Linked DNA regions of Homo sapiens: regions 2 and 3 are each linked to region 1. The links are chromatin contacts, found by Hi-C or POLR2A ChIA-PET in ENCODE. All regions are on one chromosome and are shown on one strand. Each heading gives the region's core, a stretch centred on a gene start or an enhancer-like site at or near the end of the contact. The rest is flanking DNA. Distances are from core to core; before and after follow the strand shown. Region 1 overlaps IKZF2 (IKAROS family zinc finger 2). Region 2 has its middle 14 kb from the start of MIR4776-1. Region 3 overlaps LOC102725082 (a long non-coding RNA gene).

Evidence for each region. A loop is a pair of places that touch in the nucleus more often than their neighbours do. ChIA-PET counts read pairs that join two places held with the same protein, here RNA polymerase II (POLR2A). Pooled maps may share reads with other maps.
Region 2: a loop to region 1 is called in a map of PC-3, with 6 times the contacts of the local background. The contact joins two enhancer-like sites. A Hi-C loop is called at or near these places in 1 of 168 maps with a recorded cell type or tissue (PC-3) and 8 of 50 pooled maps. POLR2A ChIA-PET finds 5 or more read pairs at or near these places in 3 of 52 experiments (A673, Caco-2 and PC-9).
Region 3: a loop to region 1 is called in a pooled map, with 12 times the contacts of the local background. The contact joins two enhancer-like sites. A Hi-C loop is called at or near these places in 1 of 168 maps with a recorded cell type or tissue (natural killer cell) and 7 of 50 pooled maps. POLR2A ChIA-PET finds 5 or more read pairs at or near these places in 1 of 52 experiments (activated naive CD8-positive, alpha-beta T cell).

What each region holds. Positions count from the first base shown.
Region 1 is chr2:213,117,260-213,121,421 of GRCh38, forward strand. The region is part of intron 4 of IKZF2 (IKAROS family zinc finger 2); the gene reads right to left. Among named protein-coding and RNA genes, the nearest start is that of IKZF2, 32 kb to the right of the region's middle. Within about 2 kb of position 1,857, at least 6 of the 41 ENCODE cell types and tissues checked have a DNase peak (open chromatin) inside an H3K27ac peak, as active enhancers do; they include PC-3, where a contact is called at or near this core.
Region 2 is chr2:212,910,464-212,914,625 of GRCh38, forward strand. No RefSeq gene overlaps it. Among named protein-coding and RNA genes, the nearest start is that of MIR4776-1, 14 kb to the right of the region's middle. Within about 2 kb of position 2,113, at least 7 of the 41 ENCODE cell types and tissues checked have a DNase peak (open chromatin) inside an H3K27ac peak, as active enhancers do; they include PC-3, where a contact is called at or near this core.
Region 3 is chr2:212,955,130-212,959,291 of GRCh38, forward strand. The region is part of intron 2 of LOC102725082 (a long non-coding RNA gene); the gene reads right to left. Among named protein-coding and RNA genes, the nearest start is that of MIR4776-2, 31 kb to the left of the region's middle. Within about 2 kb of position 1,667, at least 3 of the 41 ENCODE cell types and tissues checked have a DNase peak (open chromatin) inside an H3K27ac peak, as active enhancers do.

The sequences.
Region 1 (4,162 bases), core at 607-3,106:
AATCATATCTCACATTTATTGGAACACTTATTATATGCTCCATACTTTGCTAAGAGATTTAAAAGCTTAATATCATTTAATTCTCCCAACAGCCTTATGAGAGAGATGTTCTTCAACCCTTTAGGGCTGAGAGGAATGAGGCATGGAGAGGTTAAGTAACATATCCAAGATCACATAGCTGGTAAGTAGAGCCAAGATTTGAACCTAGGCCCCAGAATTTAATCAGTAGTTATTGAACACCTACTCCAGAAAAAATGCTAGGCACAAGGAGCTGCTAACTGCACAACAGTCAAGACATGCTCTGCTAAGGGCAGGGGCTCTAACAATTACTCTAGGTCTACCCTCTTCAAATTCTGATCCTGAGTCCCTACATCCATCACTGCAGTCACTGCAACTGCATTTATTGCCACTTGCACCAGAAGGCTAATTACAATACTTCCGTTTCCCACTCTTGACAATGAACAGGGGAAAGTGTATTTCCCAAGTTCTGATTTGTGATTTAAAATGTATTTCCTCATAGTGTTAGTTTGTATAATACTATTAACCCTACTACAATTGCCACATTAACTAAGCCTTTTTATTGTTGTTTCTTTCAATGGAATTTAACCACCATTTTTAGCAGTGTTTCAAGTGAAAAGGACATTCTTTAACCCCTTCATTTTATTTTTAAAGTTGTCATACAAAAAACATGAGCATTTTTTTCCTTTTAGCATTCAGTTCTACAACATGCATAGATTCTTATAACCACTACCATAATCAGGATACAGAACAAAAAGGCATTCTCATTAAAAAAAGAGAGACGGCTTATAAATGGACTTAAAAGACAATCTCTGTTACATTAATGACTTTTTACTCTGTCTTCCAACACACCAGGCTTTCCTTCTATTCTAGAATAAGTGAATTGGACACCACAATAGAAACACTTGGTATATTTTTGCAAAATATATTTTGTATACCTGTGGCTTTCCATTTTTAAGGATATTTAGAAGCTGTGGTTTTATAGGGGCTTTATCAAAATGGTTGAAATTCTTTTCCATGGCAGAGGTTTGACAACTGTGGAAATAATTAAATGAGCACACCTTTTCAACACTACACATGACTGAGAACTGCTTATCCAGAAGAGACTAGCTAGGTGGAGGGCTCTGTTCTAAGACTATCGAGTATATGTTATGTGGTATTTAAAGACATTTGTAAATGTGTTCTATATTTGTAAAACTATAACTAGAAGTTCCTTATATTAAAACAAAACAAAAGTAAAAAACACTAACTCTAACAAACTGAAAAGGCAGTTGAAAGAATATTAATCAAAGTTCTTGTTTAGCTTTACAGATGCCACCTAAAACTTTTTTTCCCAGAAAAATTTTTGGAACAGGGTCAACGAATGGCCAAAGAGTCACTTTCAGATTCTAATATTCTCTAACACTTTTGTAACTACAAAGTCAGTCATCAGTGCTAATATTTTGTGCTTGTGAAAAAAGAGTCTCTACTCAGGTCTGGTACTACCTTTGGGCTGCAAAGACAGTTACTTTAATGGTATTAATTTGACAGAAAACAAAAGAAAAATAATCACTCTCCCAAACTTCTTCTCCATACCCTCCAGCATAATCTGGTACCTGAAATCTCCATTATCAGAAATTTACTACTATGGCTTGGGAACCAATTTCTAGAGACATCTCTATTAAAGCATTTATGCCACTATAAAACAACAGTAATCTATTAAACTATGTCAGTCTCAAAAACCTTAGCTTGAATTCATTTACTTGAATTGTTCTATGACAGGATGGAAAGCTGGGGAAAGGGTTCCTAGTGTCCACAGACAGGTTTTGGTTTGAATAAAGAAAGATTGTGAAGACACGTATCAGAATCACGCAACCCTGAAAGGCAGGCAGGACTGAGCAGGACAGTGAAGCAACAAGCAAGTACCACAAGGGAAGTGGGTTTGCAAATGGAAGTGCTAAGAAAGAAAAAAAGAATAGTAAAAGGGGCCCCAAAACAATTCATAGGTAATTCTCTAAAGCCAGCCCTATCTGTATAACCTTTGCTAGGGCACTGGTGGCATGCCCCCTTCCTGCATTCTAAGTACTCATCCTACCACAACCTCATTTTTTTTAATGAAATAGGTCAGCTCGACAAAGAGCAAATGACTGAGATGAAACAAATTTCCCTAACTTTAGTCAGAGGAAGTTTCATAAAAAATCTAATGCTGCGAGCCAGCATAAACAAGAGATGAAAGTGTGGGAGACAAGAAACATGAGAAGGAGGAAAAAAAAGAAAGGATGTACCACTGTTCTGTTGTTATTCTGTTACAGATGACACACATAAGGAAGTCCCTAGTAATTTTGTGTATTAATACTCTACCCTATGATGAGGCACAGCTACAGACATATCCATCTTAGTCAGCTCTGAGTTATAAGAATATGCCTGAAGCCAAGATGAATGGACTTGGGTACTGAATGCAAGGCTTTCTCTACAGACTCGGGTTCAGAGGTCACCATCATATATGGATCCCTACCACATCCTGTGTGCATAAGGGCATGTGATATCAGATTAAAATTGGCCTTTACTAGCAATCTTGAAGGAGAAGAAAAATAATTAGTTAGTAGTCAGTAAGTACCTGGCAAAGAAAGAAGCAGTCTCACTTATTCGACTTTAGTGAGATAGTATCTGTTTGTTTGGAGAAAAGAATTTGCTGTTGAAGGCAGACTACATGTTATGTGAGCCCAGGTCTCTCCCTCTTTTCATTCCCCAGGTAAAGCAGCCAACTCCATCTCTCTTTCTTCAAGGCCAGTTCCTACTCCCATCCACTTCATGAAAGTTCATTCACTCTCCTTTTAGTCATTTGTTCATAAAACAATGGGAAGTGGTACACCTATTCTCTGCCAGGTACAGTGGCAAAATTATAAGTACACAGATGAACAAGACATAGTCTGCCCCAGAGGAGCTCAAAATCTAATATGGGAGACAAAGACATAAAACAATAGCAATACAATGTGGTGAATACTATAATAGATACATGTACATACTCAGTGCTATAGAAATATGGGGAATAACTAAAAATTCAAATAAGCAGTTACACTGGACCTTTGAAAAGGATTGAGAGTTTTCCTGGTTGAGAAAAAGTACAGAAATCCAAGGAAAGGAGAAGGATTCATGCAAAGAAAAGGCAATTTGAAAGAATATGTTATATTCAAGACATGGCAAGTATCTGTGGCTGAAGCACAGTATATGTGAAAAGGAATTTCAGGAGATGAAGACAAAAAGATAGATTGGGCTGTTTAGTAAAGGCTGTAGTATAAAATGCTAAAGAGCTTATTAGACTGCATTCCTCAGGTAAGGGGAGTCATTCAGAAAAAAGAATGGCAAACAAATTTTTGTAATAGAAGTAGGTGACAAAACTACAGAAAGGCAATGATTAATTCTATAACTCTAACTGGAAGGCAGATGACCTACAATTAGTCCTAAGAAATCACTTTATCCTGCACTTTATATATTTATTTATTTTTGAGACAGTCTCGTAGTAACCCAGGCTGGAGTGCAGTTGCAAGATCTTGGCTCACTGCAGCCTCAACCTCCTGGGTTCAAGGGATCCTCTCACCTCAGCCCCTCAAGTAGCTGGGACTACGGGTACGTGCCACAACGCCCAGCTAATTTTTTGTATTTTTTGTAGAGACAGGGTTTTGCCATGTTGCCCAAGCTGCTGTACTTTAATTATATGAAAATAATTTTACTATGTTTGCCTAATGTCTCAAACTCCCATCTAAAATATTAAACTGCTATTTAATTTTTTTATTTATGTATGATGTAACTGTGAAATCTGATTCTCTTTAAAGGAAAAAATGCATTCTTCTTCTCTGTCCTATACACAATATTTTTCATAAAGTACTAAATAGATACTTGCTGACTGATCAAGATGCATAATAGTTATCCTATAGGATCTTTTCTAGAAACTAGTTTTATGCTTTCTGATTCCGTTTCTATTATATAATATTTCTACTGATTCTATTATGCTCCCTGATCCTATTTCTGATCTATTTCTTCAGACTGTTGGAGAAATATAAGGTCAACCAGGTAAGTATTTGTACAAGCGCATTTAAAATGTTGAGCTCTTCTTTCCTTTTGGCTCCAGCTCATGGAGATATGGCTTCCTATCTTAGGCAAATCA
Region 2 (4,162 bases), core at 863-3,362, 210 kb before region 1:
AATACTAAATGTGTCTTTAAATGGAAACACACATAAAAGAAGGTTATGTATTCATCAGTTAATGAAATTGTGACAAGGCACAGAAGAACCTGACCCTGTATTTCCCTTAGGGGGAATGGTTTAGTATTTGCAGCAATTTTATAGGATGTAACAATTGCAAATTATGAGAATTGATTGTATATTTCATATTTGATATTTTCATCATCTTCAGAAAGGATCAGATGGAAAGTTTAGAAGACATTAATATGTAGGGTTTCTTTAAAAATGAAATACTATATTATTACCATATATATTATGCTCACCATATCCTTTTCTTATGATGATTTTTAATTCCTTTTTTAAAAAATCTTTCTCCTAGTTAGAGAGACTTTTTAGTTAGTATTAATAATTATTTCTTACTATTGATAGGGTGCCACTAACAATATTTCTTAACATAAATCTCAAAGGAAAGGGGCTTTCTCAGAAGTCCTGGGAAGTTAGTTGGTGGCTGCGCCCACCTGCCCACATATGACTACTCTGCAGTGCTCCAAGAGGGGCTCATGACTTATCGGATGACAGCACAACTTCATGCCACAGAAAGAAGAGGATGCCCTTTAAAGGTAAATGCATCCAAATTCCAGCTTTACCAATTCAGGCTCATATAACCGAGAATGAGTTGTTTACCTTTCTGAGCTTTTCTGTCTCTCTTAATCTGTAAAATGAAGATACTGAAACCAACTTACCAAGGCAACCTTTTTCTTTACTAAAACCAAATCTAGAAACTCAAAATGTAGTCATGAAAGAAAAAGCTTTGTGGTAAGATAGGTGCGAAATCCAGCTGCTTTGGCATTTCCCCCAATTTTATCTTTCTGTGGGGCTGTCACACTTTTACTACCAGTGCTAGCATTGTGAGGGGTCCTCCAGTCTGGCTGTTCTCCTTAACTGATTTAAAGACCGTTACTCCCCCTTGTTTCTCTTTAGCACAACCAAGGCAGGCAGAAATCTCCCAGAGGCCTTCACTAACTATTAAGGGAGACAAAGTGTCAGGACATTGTGGAGGAAGCCCCTCTGGGGTGGTTCATTTGATGGCATCTCCCATGTGGAACAAGGCTAGAAACTAGAATGTAAAAAGTCCAGGGAAATAGAATAGGCATGCAAGGCCTGCACTATACTCTTCAAAACGGCATTTGGAGTAAGAAAGGCAGATTTTATCAGGGCAGAGTTCTACTCAGGAGTAGTTGAATCAGAAATCTGCAGTGTGTAAACCAGACTTCTGTTATTCTTTCTGTCTTTCCTATATTTGCATCCTTGCTGTTTTTATCATTTAATAAAGTCGTTTTAAAAGCAGCAACCTATAAAAAGCACAGTTCAGTTGTACTAAGGAACTCAATTTGGGATTTCTGACTACGTTTTAGCCCTAGTTTTAAAAGGTGTATAGCTAGAGATGGGATGTAAATATAGTATCAAGGGTAGAAAAACTAATGAGCAACACCCAGGATATTTGGAGAAATAGAGTTTGGTTATTTGGTCAGGCTTAATCCCCCATAGGAAGAATACCAAAGTGGTTGGCACAAGGGCTGACTATGACAATATATTAACTATGTCGTAACAAAATACCTCCAGAAGGGGCTGTTTTATATTTTGACAACTACAAACACACATGCTAAAATTAGATAATATTTTTTAAACTTTTTTATAAGAAACTTACCAAAGTTTTACTAGTAAAGGAAGAGTGATGTGCTCATTTTTAAAAATTGTATTCAGTAATTCCACTTATTCAACCCAAAGCATATCATGTAATATAATCACATAATTTTCTTATGAAATCTATAGTAGGAATAATTGCCCCTGTTTTACTGAAGGCAAAGAGATGTCATGTGTATATTTTTAAATCATGGGTAGATTTAAAACTAAGACTGGAAAGTTTTGGCTCCTATACACACTCAGTGCTAATAAAACTGGTTGGACGAATTAATGTTATTGACTGAATTTTACTGCTCCCTAAAACATGTCACATTTCATGATTTTTAGGTCTTAGAAAATCTTCTCAGAGCTCACTGCAAGACAATAAAGAAAAACACTTCTGTAAATAGTGTTAAATGACACGTGGGGCCAGCAAAATCAGGGAAAAGGGAATCATGGCCTCCAGTTTATTTCCTGATTCAAGAAATGACTCACTGTGTAACTTTGTAAATGTTGCTTAACCTTTTAGCATTCCAGTTTCTGCAGCTGAAAAACAGGGATAATATTTGTCTACCATACAATGGTAAATGCTCTGGAAATAAAAAAAAATTAATCTTGTATCAAGGGACAGTAAAGCTGGTTTTTCATGTACTTGAGATATCACTGACACATTCACAAAGCAGTTTCTGCCAAAGTTGTATGGTTAATGCTTCCAGATCACCTCCCTAAACACCACATTGTGCACTGAACTCTTTTTATCCCGCCTTGAATCAGAATTGTGATCGCCGTGGGGTGTGTTCTACATGACTGATAGGCTGCATTATGCAGGATGTATCACCCGCCCGTGCCAGAGTGCTTTCTGCCTGGTTGTCAGGGAAGACAAGAGTCAACAGAAGGAAAAAGATCCATACAGTGGGAATACACTTTCTCCCTGAATTTTGATCCTGGAATATATGACTAAAAAGACGAAAGAGCTCCTTTCATTTGCGGTCTTCCTGCCACAAGATACAACTGTTCTGTTTCCCTCATATTCTGGATACCATAATTAAGGGAAAACATCTCCGTTTCCTTTCTTATGCTTTGCTTATTATCTTCTTCCCATCCTTATACATTTTTTTTAAGGATAGTTATGTAAGATGATTGACTCAGGCTCTTTCAATATCTGTTGCTTGACATATGAATATCTTTCCCCATTATTCTCATCAGTGGCAATAATTACAGCTATTAAACTAAAGTCTCTGTGTCACTTCAAATGGCTTTCTTCTAATGTCATCTATTGCTGATATGGAGCTGTGCTTTCATGTGACAAATTCCAATATACCTTAACCAGGTAGGAACAGAATGTTATTACAGCAAAGATTTAACAAGCAGGCAGTATCAAACTACATGACTCTGTTTTTGCTAAAGTTCTCCTTCTACCAGAATCGTTATAAGATCCACACCCAAAAAAAGGGCAATGGAGCTGACACGCAGGACTGGAGAAAAACAGGACTCCAAATTGAGAAGGGGTGAGGAGGAACAGGGCTAGTTGGAAAACAACTGAGATTTTGCATTGAGAAAACAAAGCATGTTTTTCTAAATGTAAACACTTTGAGAGGAAAAAATAATGTGACTTTTCTCAAACACCATGTGTCCATTTAAACACAAAAGGACACTTTCTAACTTTGTATGGAGCTGCGATTTATTGCCACTGCTTTCAGCGCTCAGTGACTGCCCTCCTCTGTTAAGTGATAGTTGGATCTTTTTCTTTGGTTTTACTGCCCATCACTGCACATCAGAAGAGACATTAACGTTCACATTCGAGTGTCAAGTCTGGATGTCTCAGCATAAACCGTAAATCAGTATACAACTAGAAGTAAATAAAATGGGAAGGCTAGTGTGGATTGGGTATGATATCAAAATGTTTATTTACTGATACATTGTATAATCTACTCAGAACACTTAGACAAAGCTTCAAGTACAATTTTGTTCCATGTCAGCATTTTCTAGCCTGCTTTCCTTAAAACATGAGATATTATTTGCCATTGCCAAAATAGTTTCACGTTTGAGAGTTGCTGCTTACTATATACATCTCTCTCTCAGAAACTCATAATATACATTTGCCAAATTTTGCAGAAAGCAGTAATTTCTTTACTCAGTCTTCCCCAGAATTACTTAACCAAAGAAACACTCTTTATAGATTTATTTTTTGGGAGAATATCTAACAGAAGTTCTCAGACCCTAAGACACAGTTTGGAAAATACTATACTGTACTTGTATTTTCCAGCCCCTTTAATGGGGACTTGAAGTTCTGACTCTACTCTTTTATCAATGATTCCTTCGACATATTCTAAAATGTATATTTATATTTTAAACACAACTAACTTCCCTATTAGCAGAGACCTATTTTAGGTGTGACCTGGGAAAGGATTAACTGCAATTCCTTTTTCTTCTGAATCTTCCTTTAGAGAATTTGTGGGCAAGCAGCTTCCTCATTTTGGTGGTGAGCAAGCATAAGGTA
Region 3 (4,162 bases), core at 417-2,916, 160 kb before region 1:
ACTCAAGTTTGAGCAAACAAAGTGAAGGTTCATAAATTGGGATTCCTCAGTTTGGGCCTGTCTGAATTCACATGGCCCAAATAGGGTATAAGAAGCAAAATTCTGACGTACAGCATGCCCACAAACTTAACTGTCATATTTCAAAAGTTTAGCTAAATCCCATAATTGGGTACTGACTTGAAAAGCTTCCTTGTAGACTTTTAATTATATCTAATGAGCTCAAAATAACTAAATGCCATTAAAGCTGTTTTTTCTTACTGTGTCCCTAAAATGGTAATTTAAAAATACAAGTGAAAAGCTTGAGTGACTAGACACCAAGCCAAATTGTGTAATATCACAGAATTAAACTATAAACTATTTTTTAATCTAGAAACTCTTTTTTAGTAGTGAAATGACATTAAAGCAATCCACAAACATGGGTCAAAAAGTATTGAGAAACTACCTCTACTTAAAATACTAGGCTTGCTGCCTGCTTAATTGGATAGAAGGTCATTTGCATAGGCTGCGTAAAAGTTAGGAATTGGTGTTGTGTTTGTTTCACTTGGGCTGAAAGACCAACTAAATGCTATGGATTGATTGTAATTCAAAAAAAAAAAATACACAATACTCCCTCTCTCAAATTAAAAAAAATACAAAAACTCTCAGATTACCAAAAAAACATAGGCAAGATTGTTAATACTAGATCAAAATGTACACACATTTGAATCAATATATTTGTGTGCATGTGAAAAAATAATATATTATTTTTCAGTGTTAATGGGCCTCCTATTATAAGTAGAATAATTCCTGACATGTTAGTTGCCTGGAGGGTTTTTGGTGAGGATTACTCTAGTAATCTGAGGTGGCATTATGGCAATGCTATAGGGGCATACAAAAATACTCACAGCTACCCTGTTCCCTGGGAATTTGGACAGGTAATCCCATATGGTTCATAGGACTTGTTATGTATGGTAGAGAATGATTCCAAAACAATAGAAACCACCAAGGGATATTAAGAGGGAGTTAAATATGAAGAGACCTTTGCTTTTCTGATGAAAATAGGGCTACCGGCAATTGTGGCCAGTGGTTGCCAAAACCGTGTCCTCTTCAAATTAATTTAGATGATAATTTTGTTCAAGAACTTGATCATAGAAACACTTAGTTTATACAACTACTTGTTTCAAAACAATACCATAATAATCTCATTGCAAATGTCTGACTGTGATGCTCCAGAGTTCAGCTACTGCAAATGTGTCTTTATGGGAATGATTAGGAGTAATTCTAATGGGAAAGAGTGAAAATTCAAAATTCTTGACTGGCATGGTTGAAGGCACAAAACTGCTGCCTCTATACTTCTTAGTGAAAAACAGCATTGGACATACCAGGAACAGCAATCTGCTCCTCTTAGTACCTTGCATTTATGAAGTGATATCCTCCAGGAAGTACATGATGCTGGGCATCACATCATGCTCTAGGCAACACCATGAGTGCTTCATTTTCACAAAGACCCAAGGGGTGAGATGAAATAATTCTCATATTCATAAATTAGGAACTATAATTCTGCAGAGCAAAACTGATTTTGTGCACTCAGGCAGTGGGATTAAGTTAATGCCACAAGCTCTTCTCTTTGTGAAAAGTACATTTCTCCTGGCTGAAGAGAGCAGCAATAATTACTCAAAATTCCTGAAGTAGGCCAACCATTTGTCCAGAGGGCAAAGAAATCCTGCTTGACTGGCTTCCACCCGAAACCAGTGTCAAGTTCCTGACCTTATGAACTCCCCAGAACAATATTCGGTGGAAAAGGAGGAGCTGTTCTCTTTAGCTTCTTTTCTATTTTTTTTTTTAAATAAGAGCAAGCAATGTGGTTATGTTTTTATTGGCACTCAAGATTATTTCTGAGAGGAGAATTGCTATATTTAAAAATGGATTTTTATCCTTTATAAGTTGGGTGAAATTTTTCTTAGTTTCACTTTCTTAAAAAGGTAGTACTTATTAAGGGAACCCTTCCTTTCCTTATGGTGGGTGGTGCTGGCAGATGAACAAGCCACGATTATGCATGTAGTCAAAGAGTTTGCTTTATAAGATGTTATTCTAGACATCAAATACATTATACACATGTCATTTCAAAAAGTTCAAAGTCAAAGATAAAAATATATTTAGCAAATAAGAAAACAGCCTGAATGAGAGGGAGTCAAGTTTTTGGAAATGAGAAATCAACTTAAGTGTTATCAGTAATCTAACGCCTTTTTTTCTCTAAGTGTCTTCTGAGTGGGTCGGGTGACAATTGGTCCCAGGACTGGAGGAAAGAGACTTGACTATCTAAAGCAGTGGCTCTTAAAAAGTGGGACGTCATAGAGCTCCTTGAAAATTAGATAAAAGCTAGGAAGGCACACCCTCAGGAGAGAAAAAAAATAGTTCATTAGCTTACAATGAAATTTATATAGAATTTCAGGAATTTCATAACTCCCCTGAAATGCATCAATGGATCCCCACCCCAAAGTTTATGAATAAGGCTTGTGTAAGGAAGGGGTGGAATTCTCAGCTCTATTCCACCAAGTTTTGGGAGACTTTGTCTACCCTGCCAACCCCAACCTATCACTGAAGTCTTTAGTTCCTCCTAGTCAGCTCCATTGCTCTGAGCTTGGTGGCTATGAAGAAATGCAGGTGGGTCAGCATTAGCAATGACTGGTTCTTCATTAGCACTAGCTATGAAGCAAATGCTGTACCCTATCTTCCTCAAAAGGTTGAGTTCTTAAAACTTCAACCACACACAAGCCATTGCAAAACTCACTTGGAGAGCTCTGGAGGTCCCTTATGAGAAGACACACATGATTTCAAAACTGATTCTAGCTGGGTGGTTTTGTAGTTGCCTGAATGAAATGATCTGTCAATTTTAGCTTTGTTCTTAGGAGAAACATAGCCCCATCTTGAAACATTCTTTATAATCAGCTTGGATAATCCTCCTACTCCCAAATTCAAAGATTAAAAGTACCTGGAAAAAGAACTAACCTTTCTCTTCTTGAGACATTCCCTCCAGGGCAGGCCGAAGGTATATTGGGAAAAGCAGGGAGGGAAAGCTTATCATTTTTCTATCCATAGTATCCTGAGCTGTCAACTCAGCAGCTTTCACAAGGACTAAACCTACTTTTAAAGAAAGGAGAGCTTGAAAGTGTTGTACCATTAGCTATTCTGATTCTAGCCCATGCCAGGAAGCAAAGGTTCTTATTATACCATGTTCTATTTTTGATCTAATCCGTATCAACAGCCTGAAGTCTCAGCATGGTAATGCTGGGGAAATTCTTTGATGATAATTGGAAACTGTACTGCCTTGCCCCTTAAGTTATACAATCTGACTGTCACTAGAAGTGTCATTTGGACTATAAAGAGTCAGGGATAAGAAAAGTGGGCATCTGAAATCTACGTGGAAGATGCAGTAGCAAGTCAGAGCCTCTTGTGAAAGTTCTGTTGGTTAGGTTGGGATATCGAAAGAAGAAGATGTGTCCCCTACCCTGATATTTCAGAGCCTCAAGACACTCAGTAAACCAACACTCAAATTCCTGGACTGCATCACCTTTACTTTTTGTGCAGACAACACAATATGGGAAGAAAAGTCATACTACATAGCAGTTATTAAAAACAGTTAAATGTAACACCAGGCGTTAAAACCTAGTACCTTCTTGTCATGATAAAGATTGTAACAAGAACAGGAAATGGCACAGCACAAATCCGTTTTCATGATAATGATCTCGTGAATGTAAAGAGCATAGGAAATGGAACAAATGTAACCCTATTCCATTACCACCTTCAAACGGTAACCTCCTTGTCCTAGTCACATGCCCTACTTATGGTCCTGATTAAAGCACAAAGGAAATCATAAGACTGTGACTCTGAGGGAACGAAGCAGCTCCCACTTATTTGTGTGCGTGTGTGAGCACACATCTTTCCTTCTTTGAACTAAGTTGCACCAGGCAATTCCTTACAGCTGATTCCCCAACTTTGTCCTGAATAAAGCCGGTCAGACATGGGAGGGACAAAGAAAGCTAAAAACCAATGAGTCATCTGGGAATAGATGTTCTCTTTACTACCCTTTATCAGAATGAGGAAATGATGCCTTCCCCCCAAATAGAGGCAGTAAACAGTGAAGATGACTGAATGCTTTTCTTCTGTCTAGCCTTCATAGCAC